4 separate regions of the Homo sapiens genome follow, and all the other regions are linked to region 1. A link is a loop called in an ENCODE intact Hi-C map of the cell type or tissue named here. Cell type or tissue: endothelial cell of umbilical vein. All regions are shown on one strand. Region 1 has its middle 120 kb from the start of LINC00845. Region 2 overlaps CABCOCO1 (ciliary associated calcium binding coiled-coil 1). Region 3 has its middle 170 kb from the start of TMEM26-AS1. Region 4 has its middle 70 kb from the start of CABCOCO1.

Region 1 (5,000 bases):
TTTTGCTACCAAGAGAATTACAGCCTTGAACCCTTCCAGCTAATAGGGCCTCAGCTTTTGGTAACCAGCGTCAGTATGCTTAAATAAAACATTGAACCTGTTCACTAAGATTCTGCTCCTCCAGCATCTGCATCAGTTCACCAAGCTCTCTCAGGCTCTAATTTGTCTTCGTGAACCATCAGCCTTGCTCTAACTTTTCCAACAACTGCTTCCTCTCAGGCTTCACTTGGCTTCTACAGCAAATGGAACCTGCTCATCCCCAAGAGATTCTAATTAACTCTCTTGGGGCCAACTCCCTGAGTGAATGACTTGAATAACTCAGCATGATTGCAATGTTTTATTTATTTAAAGATTCCAAATTCTTCTACCCTGCATGCCTATGTTAAACAAGGACAACCCAAAAAACAATCATGAATTAAAGAAATGCTTCTTTATACCCTGAGTTGTTCCTCTGTTCTCCGACTCTTTCCATGTTCCTTTAACTTTCACAGATGGCCAATCTTTCTTGATTTTAATTTGGCAAGGGCCCTCCTTAAACATATTTTGATGATGGTAATAGAAAATAAAAATTAACTACAAGACTGCTGTCCTAATCTGTCATTAACAGGTTTTTCTTCCTTTGGAAAGATTAGCAGAGTATGAATCATTTCAGAGGGCTTCTTTTTCTTTTCTTTTCCTTGCTTTGTTCCTCTCTCCCTTCCTTCCTCCCTCCCTTCCTTCCTTTCCTTCTTCCTTTCTTTTTCTTTCTCTCTCTTTCTCTTTTACTTTAATCTTCTTCTCTCCCTCCTTTCTTTCTTTCTCTCTTCTCCTTTCCTCCCTTTCTTTCTTCCTTTTTCTTCTTTTCCCTTTTTTTCCCCTTAGGCCCAACCCTTCCAGTCCCCGTTTTTTGCAGTGTCGAATTTCTTGCCACAAAATTGATGCAATTGCCGCATTCTCTGCAATGAATATACAGGCTCCCTTCTTGCTCTCAGAGAAGTGAAGCCTATCCTTGTTACCTTCAGCTCCCCGTACCAGTGAGCAACTTGGCCACGCAGGGACTTTAGGGCCTGAGAATGGATTCCTCGAAGTACTCTGCAGGAATTGATTAAAACAGGAAGGAGAGGGGCGGGGAGATGAGAGAGCCAGCAGAGGAAAATAACATGTTAGTGCTCCTTTGTGCCTTACTGAAGTCAAGGCTGACTTCATAGTGTCACTCAGGGAAGGAGGCCAGGATTCTAAAGAGGAGAAATGATTAAGAGGGAAGCACAGAGGAGGATGAATTCAGAACCAAGCAGGGAAAAAACCTCATACCAGCCATTATGATAAAATCAAGTAGGTGCAAGGAAATGAATGGGCAATTTGAGAGTGAAAATTATTTTATATCAGGCAGAAGACAGGATTCAAGGGTACTTCTAGCTTCAGGTATCTCTCACCATGCAATGTATTGATGTTGAGCTGTAAAATAAATTACTTAGAGTCTAACTTTCCCATTGGTTTTATTATTAAAGTTATTTTATAATATAATTTTATAATATAAATACATTTAATATATACTTATATGAATATAAATATATTTATATTTTAAATATAATAATGTTATGTGTTTACAAATGATTCTAAGTTATATAAATTATTTTCATAAGCTATACAGATCTTTCTAATGAGTGAGGTGAGGACTTTTGATGAGCAAGAGGAGGAGTTGTAGGCTGCTCCTGTGGCATGCTGGGTGTTTTAGAGAATTGAATGGGATTTGACTTTCCTCATTTTCCTTGTTTTTGTTCTTACAATCTGATTTTTTAATAATGGATCCTTCCTTTCTTTCTACCCTTGGTAGAAGTAAGAAGTATTTATTTCATACTTAGAAGTCCCTAGTTTCCATATTTACAATGCCAAATTTAATCTCCTTATCTTTTGCCTAATTTGAGCATAGAAAAAAAATTTTTTTCATTAACTTGGATTCCAGATTTGCAATCTGTGAGCTTTCAGATAGTGTCACTTAAGAAAAAAATCAATCAAGATAGGGTCATACAATTTTTGTCCACTTAGGGGAACAAAGTGACATTGAGAATTTTTAAAACTTCAATTAAGAAAAGAATTAATTGCAATTTAAGGCAAATCACTACAGTATAAGCTGAATATTTGCTACAGTAAACAAAAATATTGTCTGTAAAGACATAGACGAACTCACTTTGTGTCTAAGTCAAATTACCTAGAGTATTTGAATGAGGCAAAAGCGTGTAAAAGTGATGTTCTCCTACCATGGATTTCGCCCAGTTCAGTCTGGCTGTTTTCCATTGTGTCTGACTTCCAGAGGTTTTGTAGTACAATGTTCAGCAGTTCTGGTTGAAAACACTACATTTCACCAATAGGTGTCACTGTCTAACGCATGATATATTCAGACATTTAAAAAAATTATCATGTATGGATTTCGAGGTTCTGTAATTCTAATGAATTCCATACTTTATCAGTGTCGCAGTGTAGAAACATTGAGCATTAAGTTTCTATAGAGCAAAGACTCTAGAGGCTGCTGGGGGCAGAGGAAGGAGGTGGATCAGATACAGAATTCTAGCATTTTAGCTATTTCAGGGGGAAGTTAAGAGTAACAGTACGGATCTTGAGCTCACTGGCACTCAGAAGACTGTGATCAAGCTGATGACATAAATAATTTGAACAATTGCTTCTTGAGGCTCAATTGCTTTTTCCCCCCTTTAATCAGTGAAGAGTTGCCCTTGAACACTTGACAAAGCAGGCAGTATTTAGGGATTAGAAAAAGAGAAGAGAATCACTGTTTTGTCAAATTCTCTTAAAGATTTAAAGGCCTAAGTTGAATTCCCCCTCAACTTTTTTTTTTTTTTTTTTTTTAGACAGGGTCTTGCTCTATCACCCAAGATGGAGTGCAGTGGCATGACCATAGCTCACTGCAGCTTTGAACTCCTGAGCTCAAGCAATGCCCCCACCTCAGCCTCCCTAGGAGCTGGGACTACAAGGTGCATGCCAGCACACCCAGAAAATTTTTTAATTTTAATTTTAATCTTTTGGTGGAGATGAGATCTTGCTATGTTGCCCAGGCTGTTCTCAAACTTCTGGCCTCACGGGATCCTCCCACCTCAGCCTTCCAAATTGCTGGGATTACAGATGTGAACCTCCACACTGGTCACTTTCATCTTGATGGTACAAGAAGAAAGTTGCTTTTCCATGAACTTTAGTGAACCTCATGGAAAGTTTATTTTTTATCAACTGCTTTAAAATTTATTATGGAGGTTTTTGAACCTATACAAAGTTAGAGAGAATAGTATGATATACCTTGATGAGCATATGACACAGCTTTAACTATTATCAATGTATGGCCAGCCCTGTTTCATCTGTACCTTCTCACCTCTGCCTTACTCTACTGGATGATTTTGAAGTAAATACTAGACATGATATAACTCCACCCCTATATATTGATGTATGTATCTCTAAGAGACAAGAACACTATTTTTAACCATTCTTAATATCTTAAAAATTAACATTATTTTTAATATAATCTAATATGCTGTCAGTATTCAACTTTTTTCTTACTGCTCCATAAATATCTTTTCTTTTTCAATTGGTTTATTTGAATTAGGATTCAAATTGCTTTTGGAGGATGGGTTTTATAAAACTCTTCTAAGGTGTAATAGTTTTCTTCTCTCTTTTTAAAAATGCTATTTCTTTGCTTGAAGAAGCTGGATCTTTTGTTTCATAGAATATCCTGCACTCTCGAGTCAGCCTATTACATCCTTGTGATGGCATTTGGTATGGTCATCTATCTTTTGTGTATTTCTTGCAAACTGAAAGTTATATCTAGATGCTTGATTTTATTCATGTTCAATTTTTTTGAAAACACTTTTTATAGATGATGCTCTATTTTTGTCATTGTATCACATAAGAAGCATATGATGTTTGACACACACACATACTCTGTCTGCTGTATTTAATTTTTTACTTTATTTATTTATTTTTTAATGTTAAGATTACCTAAGGATTCAGGTGCTATCAGCCCGATTCATGAATCATTAGTTTTAGCAATCATGACGACCATTGTGTTGACCTATTATTTCATTGGGGATTAAAAATGGAGATATTCTAATTCAATCATCCCTTCTGCAGTTACTAAATGGAATTCTCCAAGAATTCTTCCTCGTCAACTATTTGACTCCTTTGGAATACAGTTTGTGTAGGAAAGGCAGGATAAATGCTTGAATTTTATCTCCCCTTTATTTACCAGATGAAGAATGAGGAGTTGCTGCTTTAACAGCTTTCAAATGAGACAAAAGAGGTGTTTAAAAAATATATCCTTATTACCTTGATTAAAAAAAATTTGATGTGTTTCATCTTTAGTTGATAGGGAGTTTTGCTTTAACTTGACTCCAATTATCTCTTGACATGACCCTAGTGAATGGGGATAGCCTCTTTGCTTTCTGGTATGACAAGATGTTTCAGGCTCATATTGTGAATTTATTCTACCAGACCTGAAATCAGTCACTTCTCCAATGATACAAGGTTCTTTTTGTGGAGATGGTATTTAGAAACCACAATCTCAACACTAGGGGTGCTCTGTACCACTTAGGTGGTCATTACTTTTAGACCTTTGTGTAAATAGAAGTAGGTAATAGGTAATACATATACACACACACACATTAAAAAATACATCATGAGAATATTAGGCTTTTAATTTAAATGCAAATCTACAGGTCTCATTGAACAATATTTCCATTTAACTACGTTTCAGGCTTTTATAAGATCCAGCTTAGGGAAAATTGAATTCATGACATTTAGTTTGAGTTTAGTGAAAAATATTTATGTGATTTTTTAGTTGCTATTGTGTGTGGTGAAGCTATTATTAATCTTCAGTGTATAGAACCATTACTTCTCTGGTTCCCAGAAGTAGAAATGTGAATGATGGAGAGAAAAATAGATTTGCAATGTATGGAACCTGAAGCTGGTCTCTGAAAAATTCTTCTAATCATCAGACATGTTTAATTTTTAGTGGAGGAGTC
Region 2 (5,000 bases), 590 kb after region 1:
AGACATATGAAGAGGAAGGAAAATACATCAGTAGAATGACAACTAATAAATCCACAAGAAACAATAGAGTTTGAATATTGTCATTTAGTAACCATCCCAATAATTGATTTAGGAATGAATGATCAAAGAGTGCTGAACTTGGTAGGTGTAAGTTTGGTAAGGAATCAAATATTTAAAGCGTGCCAATGTATCTTCCCATAAAATTATTATTAACTGTTTATTAAGTAATAAATATAATGTACTGAATAATTAATTTCACAGTTGAGAAACTTGGCAGATATCATTTGATCTAAGTAATAAACATTCATAATACAAGTAATAGTGCAAATTATTATTGTTTCCTCCTCATATACTGCATTAAGAAAAACAACATGAATTCTGTGATATTACTGTCAAAAATGCATAAATCATTAAGAAACGTCAGACAGCCCCAAAGAGGGAGATTCTAAAAGGTAACTGTTGTAGGCTCTTTAAAAATGTCAAGGTCAAGAAAAATAAGGAAAGGCTGAGGAACTCTTGTAAATCGAAAGAGACTAAAGGAATATTTAAATAAAACATATGCTCCTAAATTGGATATTGGACTTATAAATAACATTCTTGGGATAATTGGCAAATTTTATTGGAGTAGAGGGATCGATCATATGGCAATACTAGATCAAAGTTAATTTTAATAGCTGTTTTCTGGTTATGTAGGAGAGTGTCATTGTACTTAAGAAATGCACATTGAAGTATGACAAGGGATGCAGCATTAGTCTGCAATTTATTTTCAATAGTTATATGGGAGCACTATGTATTATTTCTCTAACTATATGTAAATTTGAAGTTATTTCCAAAAAAAAGTAAAACAAACAGAATTCCCGAGGTCATGAGAATTCTAGGAATGGTCATCTGAGCTATCAGGAGAAGCTGCTTCCACACATACTGGCTCTTGTTTTCGTTGGGTTTTGTTACATAATCCTCTGAGGAGGCATGGTTCTTTCAGTCCTTCACCTGAAGATGAAACCCACATAAAATCCAGGATCTTCCTTTTATCTCCCTTGCATTGTAGAAGTTTTCAGTATTTACCAAATCTCATATTTCACCTTCTCATTTTTTTTTGTATTAAGATTAATACAGCAGTTGCCCCTCAAAATACTTCTAAGGAGTCAAACTTGGAAATTAAACAGATTTTTGCAGCAAAATTTTGATTAGTGCTTAATGGAGCATTTTGCTTAACTAAATTTGCTTTTGACGTGATATTTTATGAAAAATCTGTTGGCACAATTTTCTGACTGGAAAAACATTAAAAATGGAAGGGAGGGAGGGAGGAAGGGAGGGAGGACAGAGGGAGGAAGGGAAGGAGGGAGGGAGGGAGGGAAGGGGGGGAAAGTTTCTTTTTTAAAGGGAGATCTTTTAGTACCTCAAAGTCATATAAAATCCAGCAGAAATTGCTTCACCCTTAATATAGATGCCAGAAGTTACATTATTTTGAGTGATTGATATCAAGCCATTTGATTACAATTTACCTGTTCTAAAATTTCTAAACAATGAAGAATCTCATAATTAAAATGTTCTGATTAACTAGATTCCAGATTTTAAAGCAAAAGAATTTTGAATATATATGGTTCTATTGTTTGTCAGACTGTATAAAATTTGCCAGTTTTATATAACAATATTTAAAAGTAATTTTATTATGTGAAAGCAGATTACCCAAGTCTTTCTTTAAATCTACTTTTTGAATTCTTTATTGGCATAAAGATCTGTATGAGCTGAAAGAAAAGATATTTAAATTAATACAGTCTGCCTGGATTCCCCAGGGGAGTGATGAACTAGCATTTTAATTACTAACAAATTTAATTATTCAATCCAGGTGTGAACCATCAAAAATTTAGAGAACTCCTTTGCTTTAAGCAAGTACTTTTCATTTCTAGGAAAATATGATGCCATCAATGTCTAATCTAGAATGCAGGTTCAAAAAGCTGTCAGATTTGTAATGTGGTTACATTATTTTGTTTCAATTGTAAATTCCCAGAACATTAAATCTATCAATAGTTGACTGTAAAGACAACAACTACCACCCAAAAGTTAAGCCCTGCTGATATAGCCCACTTTAACTTTTTACCAGTCTTGGAATTACCTAAATCCTTTTGGCAAAACTGAAAAATGAAAAGTTTCCTTACTGGAAATAGATTTGCTATGTAAACAGTTATTAGAACCATATAATCTGTATCTATAACTACTGCTCCTGCGACTTTTCAAATTTAATAAAACTGTCTATTCAGTACAGCTTTCTTGGATTTGCAAGGCTCTGTTAGTCCTCAAAATAATAAGGCAAGGCTCACAAAGACAGATGGCAATTGCCAAGATTACAAGTACTTTTATATTGATTTTAAAAACTCTAGTAAAATATCAAAATATGTTATCTCCTGGAGAACAACTTGAAAATAAACTAGTGAAATTGAAAGTTAGGATGAGAAACGCTTATTAAATCTTAATCTTGGCCAAATCTTGATCTTTATCATTACAGTGAATGTTTTTAGAGCTTTTATTGGGATCAAGTGAACCAGTTTGGAAATGCTTTGATATTTATGTTTGGATTCTGTTTCTACATTTACTAAGATTTATGTAACTATCTACCATCTACTTAGCTAGATGTACCATTGCAAGTAGTATATACCGTGTTTAACTAATACCATTTACATATGCTTTTTATAAATAGTATCACTTATAGGTAATACATGCGTTTATCTGTTGTAATGTCTTTTGGGTTTGATTGCTTAACCAAATGTTCTAAACTATTTCTGTTATTTTAAAGCATTATATAATTTTAACCTATTTATAGTTTATTTCATTCAGAACATGCATCCTGCCATTTTTTGCTGTATTTTGAGATAAGATTTTATGTTAAATACATGCCTCAAAAGAAAGATTAAATTACCTACCTAATTTAGCAAAGAAAAAATATTTACCATATGTGAAGTCTACCTAGCTTGAGTTTTGAAATCCAGAATTTTCTAATCCAGGAGAAGGACTCACTATTTAAGGTGTTTAATCAAGAGCTGGAGAAGGACAGAATGAATTGCTGTGGCTGCAACTTACACCAGAGTCACACTATAGTGCCCTCCTGTGGAGGTTTGGTTAAAACTTCATTTTTGTGCCCATGAGAATGATTTTCAAACTAAGTGACAAAGTCATCACATTCAAAATTGCCAAAGTTCAATATAGTTTTGTCATTTTTTTCCTTTGCAACTAGACATTAAATTACTTTCAAAATATAAGAAACATTCACAGTTCAGAAGATTTGCAGTTCAAAATACAAACCGAGACTTGTCAGCATTTTATCTACATTTCTTATTTTATTTTAGTGGATTTTACCTCAATTTTTACTTAAATAGTTGAATGTTAAAGAGGAGAGAGCATAATCAGTTCCTGAACTAGGAAGATAAATTCTTCAGCTAACATATTTACAGATTTATGTAATAAAAAGAGTTTTCTTGTTAAAAGCATAAAGATTATAATATTGTAGAATCCCAAAAGAAAAAATAACAACAAAAGTTTAGACTATACACTCATTTATATTCATCAAAAAATGTGCAAACAGTGATTCTTTTTCAAACTGTTATACTTCCCCCCGCTTACCCCCAGTTGAAGAGTTAACCTTTTTTTCTGAAGATAAATTAATGCTACTTATTACGTATTTATTTCAAAATAATTTGGTTCATTTGTTTTTTCTCTCTGCCCTAAACCTCTTTTTACACTTAGTTTCAAGGGTATGAAAATGTGAATTTTATCATATGTGGCACGTGCACACTCATATATGCCCTGAGACTTCTTTACACAGTTGTCATTTGTACACCTTTAAAATTAAGTTTCAGTGTATACAAAATTCTCAGATCGATGGATTAGGTATTTCCTTTTGCATTTCCTCTTTTCCTCCCCAGCCCAATGCTCCACCACCCAAGCTTTTCTAATTTGCGACTGCCAGGGATGCCTGTTAACTATTGAAAACCTGAAGCCCACCTTCACTCTTCAATGGGATATTAAACAAGTGTTAAGAATCATAGAACCTAATTAAGACTTTATTCAAGAAGTAGGAAGGGGGAAAAAAAAAACACTAAAAAGACTTAAGAGAAAAACCAGGAAGTTTTACGCAGCATTTTATGTCAACAAGAAACACAATGGATTTTTATCTCTTCACATAAATCTTTTTAAATCTGTCTCCTGAAAATGGGAAGGAGAAAACATTGGTTTTTCAAAGTTTAAATGTCTGTAATTACAGACCATTAGCTAACTGGCAACGTTCATAACTAAAGAAGTAAGTGGAGCGCTCTCTGTAGGAATGGCCATTATCAAAGAGATTGTGAGTGAGCTCATCCAAACTAGAAGTGTTAGATAAAATTTTAAAACAAGAACAAAAATAGGATGAGAAAATGCAGAACAGGGTGGAAGATGGTGTTCATTTCCTTTAGTAAAAAATGGCTTAATTTGTGAGACCAGATTAGATAAGAAACATAACTGAGAAATTCAACCTAACCTAAAAGTAACCTTAAAATGTTAAATAAAATTTGCTTAGTACTGCGCATTCTTGTTGTCCTGTGTTCAAAAGAGAATTTAGAAGAATGAGATTTTTCCAAGGCCAGGAATACATAAAGTTCCATTAATGAGCGAAGGTGATATCTAAGATGCCTCTTTAGAATAGTCTCAAGAGAATAAAATTGGGAGCCAGCTAGAAAATTTCCCTCAAAACAATCCAGGATGAACCCCCAAAAGCCATTTATAAAGTAAGTAAGCATCACAGGGCTCAAAGTCAAAAGAGAATGTGTGGGGCTCAGAACACATCCTCTCCAGAAATCTAATTTAGTATCATCAAGAACTTGGTTTGCTCTCTTCCTAGACTCCACACAAGTCTGAGAGCAGTTTTCTATCAATAAAATCAGATAAAGTCATTGAGGTGAAATCAACTAAGAAGAGGTAGCTATAACCCTTAAATCTTTAGTCCTAGTTTCCCACCCTGGAGCAAC
Region 3 (5,000 bases), 140 kb after region 1:
TTCTTGCAATCCAAGAAGTTTGGGAAAACCTGAAAGAGGCGATGAGCTGTTCCAGGTGAGAAACTATTCATCCTAAGGCATCACATCAAGGGTAGAGAGGACCTGAGAAAAAACATTTTGACTAGAGGGCAGAGTGCGATGTCAGGTAACGGACAGGAAGCGTTTGCTAAAATTTGTTGTAAGACCTTGGAACCTTGCACAGTAGCTGAGCAGATGCTTAAGTGACTACTGGGATGTAGTAAGGAGAGGACATTGACAACTGCTCTACGGAAGGAACTGAACCTGTTAATTCCTCAGAGTTACCCCCAAATAAATAGTTTGCTTTTATTTTCTTTTAACACTAAGGAGAAATGTAGGTAACTGCATAAGAAGTATTGTTTGTTGAGAAGTCTTAGGCAGACCCCATTTTCAAAAACGCTTCCTATAATGATGCATAAAATTGTGCAGGAAATTACTTTTAGGTTTACATTTTAACAAAATGTAAATAGTCATGGCAAGGAACTTTCCTTCAACCAAAAATCTGGTTGTCTTCTCTTGTGTTAAACATTGTGCTTGAACCTTCTCAGCTGTTTATGCAACTGGATTTCAGGAGAGAATATGTGCCAAGAACATGAACAATTAGCCTTACTTACCTTGTATTTCAGAGAAAGATGCACCATATCTTTAGGTTTATAATCTCCAGCAATGGTTTGCTGAAACTGGCTCATACTGGCTCTTGAGAGCCAATTGTTAGCATCTATTTGCAACTCCGTGTTCAGTGATTTCACATTCATAGCCTGAAATCAGCCATCGTGGCAGCATTTACACTATGAAAATCAGCAATTTATCCCTGTCATTGCCGAGAGCCTGTTGTTAACATTTACCAGCACACCATGACTGACAGGTATTCACATTTTTTAAATTGTGGCAATTTATGCATGAGAATATTCACTGATTTGTCTCCTACAAATAAATACTTTTTTCTCACTGCTCTCCTTTTTATTAAAAAGGAAAGTCTTTCTCAGAATCTTCAACAGGCTTCCATTACTTTTTCTTGGTCAGACCTCTGTCCCATGACCATGCAAGAAAGGCTGAGATAGTGAGTATCTAATCTGGCAAAGCTACCAAGTCAATTGGTAGCTTTGGTACCAATTGGTACATTTGGTTCAAGTGAATCCTGATTCAACTGTGAACTTGGACACAATAATAATCTTGAACAACACTCGAACTCTGTTAGTAAGGGAGAAAGGGACATCATCCTTGGTCAGGAAATGAACGATATTTCCCACTTTAGTAATACAAGAAAGGAATGAATGTGGTCTCTAACACCCAGAAGGCTGAACTGTAACAGAACTAAAATAAGTTCTCTCTATTTTTGCTTGTTTTAACAGCTGCTGGCATTTTATGCCCAGCCTCTTACAGCAGTGGTTCTCCAAGTGTGGTCCTCACATTGGTAACATCAGCATCATCTGGAAACTTGTTAGTAATGCAGATTCTTGGCCCCACCCCAGATCTCCTGAATCAGAAGCTGTGGCGGGAGGAAGTGATGGTGGAGGGGAACATGATAACAGATGTGGTCCAGTCATCTGTGTTTTAACAGGTGCTGCAGGTGATTCTGATGGACCCTCAAATTTGAGAACCTGCCTAAAGAGTGTCTAACTCTATCAGTGTGATAATGTGTAAAGTGAATTTCAGCGAATCAAAAGCACCTTGTTGGTACTAGGCACATAGTAGGCACCATCATTTATTCATTCATTCATTCATTTATTAAGCACTTGCTAGTGTTACCCTGTGTCACACAATCCATTCCCCACTAGCAGCCAGAATGATGTTTTAAAAATGTAATCAGATTGTGCAACTTGCTTGCTTAAAACCTTTCAGTGGCTTGTACAATAAGATGAATACAAACTCTAAGTCACTCCATGTTCTGGCCTGCCTGCCTCTCCAAATTCCTATTCATTGCCTCTTGGTTCCTTGACCAGGCTAAACTTCCTTCTATGAATGACTCTACCTTGTCATTTTAGTTCCACCTTAACACCTTTTCAGAGAAGATTTCTGCATACCTTATCAAAGGTGCCTCAGCTTGCCCCTATTTATCTTTATCACATTACCCACTGATTTTCTTCATAGCATATAAAACTATTGTATCTATTCATTTGCTTATTGTCTGATTCTTCCCCTAGAAAATAAACTCCATGCAGGTGTCCACTGCCTCTCAGTGTCTATGTGGGCCTTGTAATCCTAGAAGTCTCAATAAATATTTGTTGAATGAATTTCTGGGTACCGTCCTAGATGTTTCATAACTGAAATTTGAATTGCTAGAGGAAATTAACAGCAGGAGTCAGCGCTTTGGCAAAGGCACATCATGTCTCTTTCTTTCTTTCTTTCTTTTTGGTTGTAAATTATAATTTATTTCATTTGTAGAAACTTAAATTTACTTACAGGAAGCTCTTCAAAGGATGATGAAACTCACTTGTGAGATCGGTTGGCTTCCGATTAAGAGTAGGCATTATGTTTATTTATTGACGGGATTACTAGGAACTTCAAAAATAATACAAAAATGTTTTTTATCTTGTACCACATCAGATAAGCAAGTAACTGACTCAGAAAATTTATGATAGCCTTACCGTTGTTTTCCCACGGACTGTTCTGGAAATAGAAAGATGAAATCAGACTCCAGTGCCATCTAGTGGTCATGTTTAGTTCCTCAAGAAATAAAATCCAATGTAGTCTAGCACTGATTTTTCACTTTTTGGGAGATATTGGGCTTGTGTATGTGTCTTTCCAATTTCAGATATTACTTTAGAAATTTTAATAAATATTAGATTAATGCAACTGATGCAAGTTGGTCAAATTCTTGAAAATTTATGAGAAATGCTAATCCTTCATGGTGTTATGTTGTAGTAGAAATGGGTTTTATAAATAATAATTGTGATGATAACCCTTCATCAAGTTGTATAATCCTAAGGAACTGAACTATTTGACACCTCCCTTTGGTGATGGACATCAGTGGACACTCAGAGGCAAAGGAAGAATTCAGAATTTCTGATCTCCAATCCCATTTTCACTCTACTTTGTTGCATATGGTGATCTAAAGTTTGATTCCAGATGTCCCATCCTACTCATGTTTTCCATTCTTTCTACTGGCTTATAGTAAGATCTTTTACAAACAATAACCAGATCCTCAGTTTAAGAAGTAAAGTGTCCATTTTAAACAAAAATTAGAACCTCAAAAGTTCTTCATAAAATTATTTTCATCTCCTATGGTCATAACATAATTTATAGGGTCCACAGAAACTAACAGAAATAAATACTCTGGTTGCATCTAAAATGGATCATGCCCTGTGCTTATCTCTTTATGCACACTCAACAACGCTGCACAATCTAATGATTATTCCCTACATTAAAAAGATGAAGAGTAATACTCATAGAATCGGCATTTGTTGAGCCACTAATATATGCCAGGTATCATGCCAGGTATTTTTAATACATTATTTTATTTAATTCTACAAACTTTTCAGAAGTAGTTTTCATCTGTGCAGATGAAGAAACTGAAGCTCAAAGGAGTTGTTAGCCCAAAAACCCATATCTGGAGACTGCAATTGGAGCCCTTCTGGCTGGCTCCATATCTCTGCTCTTTCTAATCATTTTCCAGAAGTTTAAAAGGAATTTTGATTTTTAATTTTTAAAAAAAATTTTTCCCACCACATCATGCCCCATCAGAAGATCAGCAGTTTGAGGGCAGGAACCACATCTAATGCCTGGCATGTAATATCTCAATAAGTATTTGTTGAATGAATTGAAGGAGGCAGGCTTGAAAAGGTTCTAGTTCTCCAGCCAGTCATTTGGTTACCATTCATATTCGTTATTTATTGCTGCATGAGACTTAGTGGCTGAAAACAATAAATAATAAACATTTGCTATCTCAGACTTTCTGTGGTTCAGGAATCCAGAAGCAGGTTACCTGGATCTCTCATGAGGCTGAAGTCAATATTTTGGCCAAGGCTACAGTCATCAAGGCTCAGCTGGGGCGGGATCAACTTGCAAGATCACTCATATGGCTGTTGGCAGTCCCCAGAAGATCTGCATCCAAGCTCATTTGCGTGGCTATTGGCAGGCTTCCTCTCCCTACCACGTGGGCTTCTCCACAGGGCTGCTTCACACACATGGCAGCTGGCTTTCCCCAGGATGAAGTGATCCACAGGGAGTGAGAGAGAAGGCTCAAGATGAAAGCCACAGTCTTTTTATAACCTTATCTTAGCAAGTGGTATCTCATCGCCTCTACTGTATTCTCTTCATTAGAAGTTACCCGTGAAATCTCCCCCTACTCGTGGGGAGGAGATTATATAAGGGCATGAATACTAAGACATGAGAGTCCTTGGGCCATCTCAGAGACTGCCAACCACCACATTCGTGGCATATCCATTGAGGATTGACCCTTGAGATCACTCTGTAATATTACAGATCATTTCCTTCCCATGCTACATGAAAATGTCTTGTAATCTAGCTGAGGCAGGTTCTAACAGTTCTGATATTAGACAAATCCAAATCTTAACTCCTTCATTTTATAATTGTGACCCTGTTGCTTCATTTCTAATATATGAAGTAGGCATTATAACAGTATATGCTTCATGAGCATTTCATGAAGATTAAATGAGAGTATCAGGAAATTGCTTATTATAGTGCCTGACATCAGGAAACTAAGCAATCACTTCCAGCTAAAACAGTCTAAATATACTAGTAACTTTATTTTGAACATTCCAAAATGCTTTCCTATGTGTCACTTCTTGTTTTGTTTTATTCTCTTTGTAATTGTAGTAAGGTGGTAGAATTTGATACAGTTATACATATTTTAAATATTACTATTTGAGGCACTTAAAATTAAATAACTTACCAGTAGATATTGAAGTCAGGGGCCAGGAACATTCTCACTACCTCATTTCTATATAATCAGTATTTATTGTTACGGAGTTAATGAAACCAAAAGTTGCCGTAGAATAGACAGAGTCATATTTTCAATG
Region 4 (5,000 bases), 450 kb after region 1:
GGACCCAAAGTATAAAATAAATAACCGAGAATCCATACTGACATAAATAAATGGTTGGATAAATAAATGGGAGAGAAGCAATAAATCCCTCACACAGAAGCATTCCAAATGCTATATCCTAGATGTAGAAGATATTCCTTCCTCAAGTTGGGGCAGGGGAGCTTCATTCCCTACTGCTTCAGTGTGAGCTGGGCTTACTGATTTCCTTCCAAAGAGTACAGCATGGAAAAAGGAGGATAAAAGAGTAACTTTACAATGGAGAAATCTGGCAAATACTACCTCAGCCAGGTGATTAAGGTGAGTATCAACAGTCATAAATCATGTCGATAAAATGTACCCTTGGTATGACATAATAAAAATGGCATTTTACCTCTGTGGTCTTCCTCCACCAAACCTTTCCATAACCCTAGTCGTGACAAAAACAGCAGATAAATCCAAGTAGAGAGGCGTCCTATAAAATACCTAACCAGAATTATGAAAGCCATCAAAAACGAGTAAAGTATGAGAATCTGTCACCACAAGAGGACCCAAAGGAGACATGACTAGTAAACTCCTAAATATCATGTGACATCCCTGTATGGAATCCTGGTACTGAAAAAGGACATTAGGTAAGAACAAAGGAAATAAAAATAAATATGGACTCTAGCTAATTGGGAAAAATAATGAGCTAGAAGGATACCTCCCAGTATTATGATACAAGCTGGGGAGAGCAGTGTTGGCCATAGACATGAAGAAAGTGTACAATGAGGCTGTGTGGTGGTTCAAAGGAATTCTAGAAGAATCCAAAATGCCTTATATTTTTTAAACAACACTGGTACCTTATGTGATGAGGGTGAATCTGGGTAGCAGGCATATTATTATTGCTATACTATTCCTTAATTTTTCCATAAGTTTTAAATTTATCATGAAAAATAAGTAAATGTGTTTGTCAAAAGCAGGAAGCAGGTAACCCTTTGAGCTGCAAGCTGTCATCTCTGTACAATGGTTTTCCAGCTGAGCTCTGTAGTCCCATTTTTCTTATCACCGTCTCAAGGACCAGAGCACAGGTATAGAAGGCTGAGTGGGCAGGACTCCAGAAACTACTGTTGCTTCAACCAGAGCAATCTGCTCCCAACTGTTTTATCAACTGGGGTGACTATGTAATAAGGAAGGATGCTCCCTCTTAAAATGGATACTGCTGGTTGTGATTTTTTTTCCTTAAGAACAGCATCCTCCAATTTTAGCAGGACATGTGGGCACTCAGAATAAAATTCACATTGCCCATGCTTCCTTGCAGGTAAGAGTGGTCATCTGACCATCTAAGTTATAGAAAGTAGGATGTAAAGTATCCTTAAAGGAAGTGTCATTCTCTCTCCTGCCCTTTCCTGCTTCCTTCTGGCTGAAATATTGGATGCGATGCCTATAGCTTTCAGATTTTGTGAACATCTGGAACTGTGAGTTGACCTTCGGAAAGTAAGGAACACACGGTGGAGCACCAAGATGCAATATGAGAAAGAAATCAACCTGTGTCTTATTCATTTGGTGATTTAATTTTTTTTCTATTCCTTGGAGCCTAATCTAGTTCTAGCATGTCTAAAGAAATGTCACTCATTTGGATGCATTAATTGGGACAGACTGTGGGCCCAAAAGAGGATTTCCTCTAATCTCATGGGTTAGGGTGTTGATGTATAAGGGAGGCTGGTTTGGGATATGAACTATCTCTGAGACAGGAAAACCTTCATGCCCTAGCTTCCCAGACACTGTGGGTGAGAATGCTTTGGACCAATGGCTGTAGATTGTGTTATGAAAGGGCAATTACCTAAATGGTAGCGCCATATGAGCAGGAGCACAGATGACCATAGCTCTGCCTAACACAGAGCAAAAGAAGTTTCCATTCACCCCTCACATCTACAGTCTACCACCAGCCAAAAAATGGTAGTGTGTGCAGGTAGGTCTCTGCTGTGGTATTCCATGGACACACAACTGCCATGGCTTAGGGACTACAGTCTCCACCAGTGACACCATGTGGCAGCAACAGCAATGACAGCAGTAGAGGTCTTGGCTCCTGGTAAATGCATTAGGCTATTTTGGATTTTTTCTTCATGTGGTGTCTTACATGTCATGGACTGAATATACACTTTTAGCATTGTTGGGTTTGTTATGGGAAGGAAGGGTCCAAGTAGAAAAGAGAAACATTTTCATGACACCACGAGGGAACTTAGCACCATTTAATTTGAATATGAAAAGAGAGATGACCTGGGTTTGAACTCCTACATGGTGAAGTGGGACATATTGGTTACATGTGTAAGATTTCATTTAACATAAGGTTTTGCTGCTAAAGTAAATTTGAAAAATCACTGCCTTATTGTGAATGAAGCCTGAGGACCTTAAAGTTAATGCGTTAAAACTCCAGACTTCAAATCAGACACACAGCGTTTGAATCCCAGCTCCCCTGCCTCTTTCTATGCTCATGGACAACTAATGTAATGTTTCTGAAGCTCCATTGCCTCTTCCAGACAACGGGATAACTACATCTAGCTTTCCTATTTGGGGAGTTAAGGAAGATATTGTGCACAATGGATATCCGTGTGTGAAAGTAGTTAAGGTGAGTTAGCAATCAAATGACAAAAAGTGATGAACTATGAGTGGTACATAGAATCATGACTCCCCAAAGATGTCTAGGTTTCAATCCCAGGAACCTGTGAATATGTCATCTCACATGGCAAAAGGAACCCAGTTACCGTAATGCAGGAGCTGGATCTGTTTTAAAAGAGTTTGGGTCTTTCAGAACCACCAAGCAGTGAAGAGATCCTGAGCCACTATACAGTTAGTATTTGTGGTTGGAATAATTATGCCACTATATGTGTGACATGACCATGGCCCTTGGAAAGGACAGACATGCACACCATAAACTAACACCAACATTATATTCAAAGAAAGGGACTCAGGAGCAATGACAGTTATTTCAGTCACAAGCACTCCAGAGAGAAGGCAGGAAGACATCATGGTATGAAGGGAAAGGAAATACCTTTTCTAACTCAGTCAGTACCAGTGTGATCCTTGGCATAACACACTATCCTGGAGCCTTAGTGTCAATGTATTTGAAGTGAAATTGAATAATATATGTGGCTATGAGGTCCCTACCCAACCTAACTTTTAAAGCCTCTAAGTGGTAAGAACTCCATTTTACTGTCAAAGAGCTCACTGTATTAACATTTCTTTCTCTATGGGTAAACAAGTAAAAAGGTTTATAACCAAGTTACTTTCCTCTTGATGAGCTTTTTGTATGTTTTCTTACTTTCTAAGAAAAGCGCTATATTTTACCAAATTTTACTATTATAATTCCAAACATGAGCCATGATTCTCTAGACCCATTAGCCCTGTTAAACTATTCCCTAAGATATCACAAAAAAATACTTGGTCCTTTTTCTTATCTGCAGTTTCTTCCAACGTTTTTTTCAATCTCCTCCAGCATTTTATTTGCCGCCAAACTGATTCACAAGCCCTCTAAACTGTGAGGCACTGAGGTTTCTGACCAACGTACCAAAAACCTGGGACTCTGGGTTATGTTGAAATGAAAAGGAGATAATTCCGCAACCCTGTTAAAACTACTAAGACAAGATAGTCTCCACAGAAACCAAATATTTAAATTCTAAAATATTGAGGGATAATAGAGTCATTATTATTAAAGTGAAATCATTCAAGCCTCCTTTTGTTGGATATGTTGATTCATTCTTTCTAGTCCTGTGAATTGGACCTCCTAGAATAACCTGATTGGGGCAAATTCAACACATTTTAGTTCAATTTTCTCCAATTCAAACACAACTTGCACAATGAGGTGAGTTTCTAACAATTCAAAGGAACAAACCATTAAATTAAAATTCCTAACTTGATTGTTTGAATCACACTGGGCTAAATTTACATTCTCCGTAACACTGTGGGAATTCACTCTGTGGGAGATTTTTCTAGCTACATTTTTTTAAGCAAACCTTTTCTTTTCTCTTCTTCTTTTTAAGGGTGAATTAGTTGTTGCTGTACCTTTAATGATAAGAAGAAAGAAATAAAACTGGGCTCCAGGAAAAAACAATGAGGCAATAATTTTGAAATTAAAATACAGCGCATGATATATCAATATAATTGTCCTGCGTATGTGGAGATAACTCCGCTTTGATGGTGTTATTTCCTGAGCACGCAAAACCTAATAAAATCTGGAGGCCTGAATTGATGAGAAATTCAGCGTTAGAGATTATGAAAAACACACACTCAAATAGCCAAACAAAATTACTGAAAAACAATTTTAGTGCAGAATTATTTATCTAAGTAATGCAGGAGGATTTATAAAGATCTCTCAACATTAAAATAAATTACTTAAAACACTTAACTTCTTTGACAAAGGAAAATGCGATTATGTAACTAGCTGTTTGACCTTGACCAAGTCAGTTAATGCTTCTGTGCCTCAGATTCCTTAATGTTTTCTTAATCATCCTTAAGGAAACTTTTAATTCTAAAATGTCTATGATTGTATGCTTGTAGTGACAGGTTTTTTCCCCTTATCTTTTATCCATCTCATTTCTTCAAAATGAAATCATTATTTATGGAATAGAAAAGATTCAGTAGTGACCAGCTCACCAATTGATAATATAAATGCCAAATTGCAACAGAATCAGCCATGAAAGCATACAAGCAACCACGAAGTATACGAGGGAAAAAATCATCACGATGCTAGCCTTCCCTACACAAATGTAGTTTAACCACTTATTTGTTTGATGTGACGTTGTGTGTCATTGAACTGTTCCAAGTCTATTTTCTTTTTCTCAAACATAAAATGGAGGTAATAACAGTATTTGCTGCACAGGATTACTGGGAGGCTTAAATGAAACCCCAATGCCTGCCATGCAATAAAAGCTCCATAAATATTTCCCATTACTACCATCATCATCATAAATATTACAGATAAACTCTCAGCTGTGATCACCATTTGGGGAATAAATTTGAAGGAACTGGACATTCCACTTTTAATG

Evidence for each region. A loop is a pair of places that touch in the nucleus more often than their neighbours do. Peaks named below come from ENCODE experiments on the same cell type or tissue, not always from the same donor. Only the 100,000 strongest peaks of a DNase experiment are listed, where the experiment ranks them.
Region 2: a loop joins it to region 1, with 9 times the contacts of the local background. A loop is called at or near these places in 36 of 110 quality-filtered maps.
Region 3: a loop joins it to region 1, with 10 times the contacts of the local background. A loop is called at or near these places in 84 of 110 quality-filtered maps.
Region 4: it touches region 1 in a loop (20-fold over the local background); 7 of 110 quality-filtered maps call a loop at or near these places.

What each region holds. Positions count from the first base shown.
Region 1 is chr10:61,138,630-61,143,629 of GRCh38, forward strand. No RefSeq gene overlaps it. Among named protein-coding and RNA genes, the nearest start is that of LINC00845, 120 kb to the left of the region's middle. In endothelial cell of umbilical vein, a CTCF peak has its summit at 2,344 (motif pointing right); a DNase peak (open chromatin) is centred at 2,342; H3K27ac peaks cover 233 bases.
Region 2 is chr10:61,730,437-61,735,436 of GRCh38, forward strand. All of the region lies in intron 5 of CABCOCO1 (ciliary associated calcium binding coiled-coil 1), which reads left to right. Among named protein-coding and RNA genes, the nearest start is that of CABCOCO1, 70 kb to the left of the region's middle. In endothelial cell of umbilical vein, a CTCF peak has its summit at 3,113 (motif pointing left); a DNase peak (open chromatin) is centred at 3,115.
Region 3 is chr10:61,281,813-61,286,812 of GRCh38, forward strand. No RefSeq gene overlaps it. Among named protein-coding and RNA genes, the nearest start is that of TMEM26-AS1, 170 kb to the right of the region's middle. In endothelial cell of umbilical vein, a CTCF peak has its summit at 2,663 (motif pointing left); a DNase peak (open chromatin) is centred at 2,579.
Region 4 is chr10:61,590,776-61,595,775 of GRCh38, forward strand. No RefSeq gene overlaps it. Among named protein-coding and RNA genes, the nearest start is that of CABCOCO1, 70 kb to the right of the region's middle. In endothelial cell of umbilical vein, a CTCF peak has its summit at 1,988 (motif pointing left); no DNase peak of the experiment used is centred here.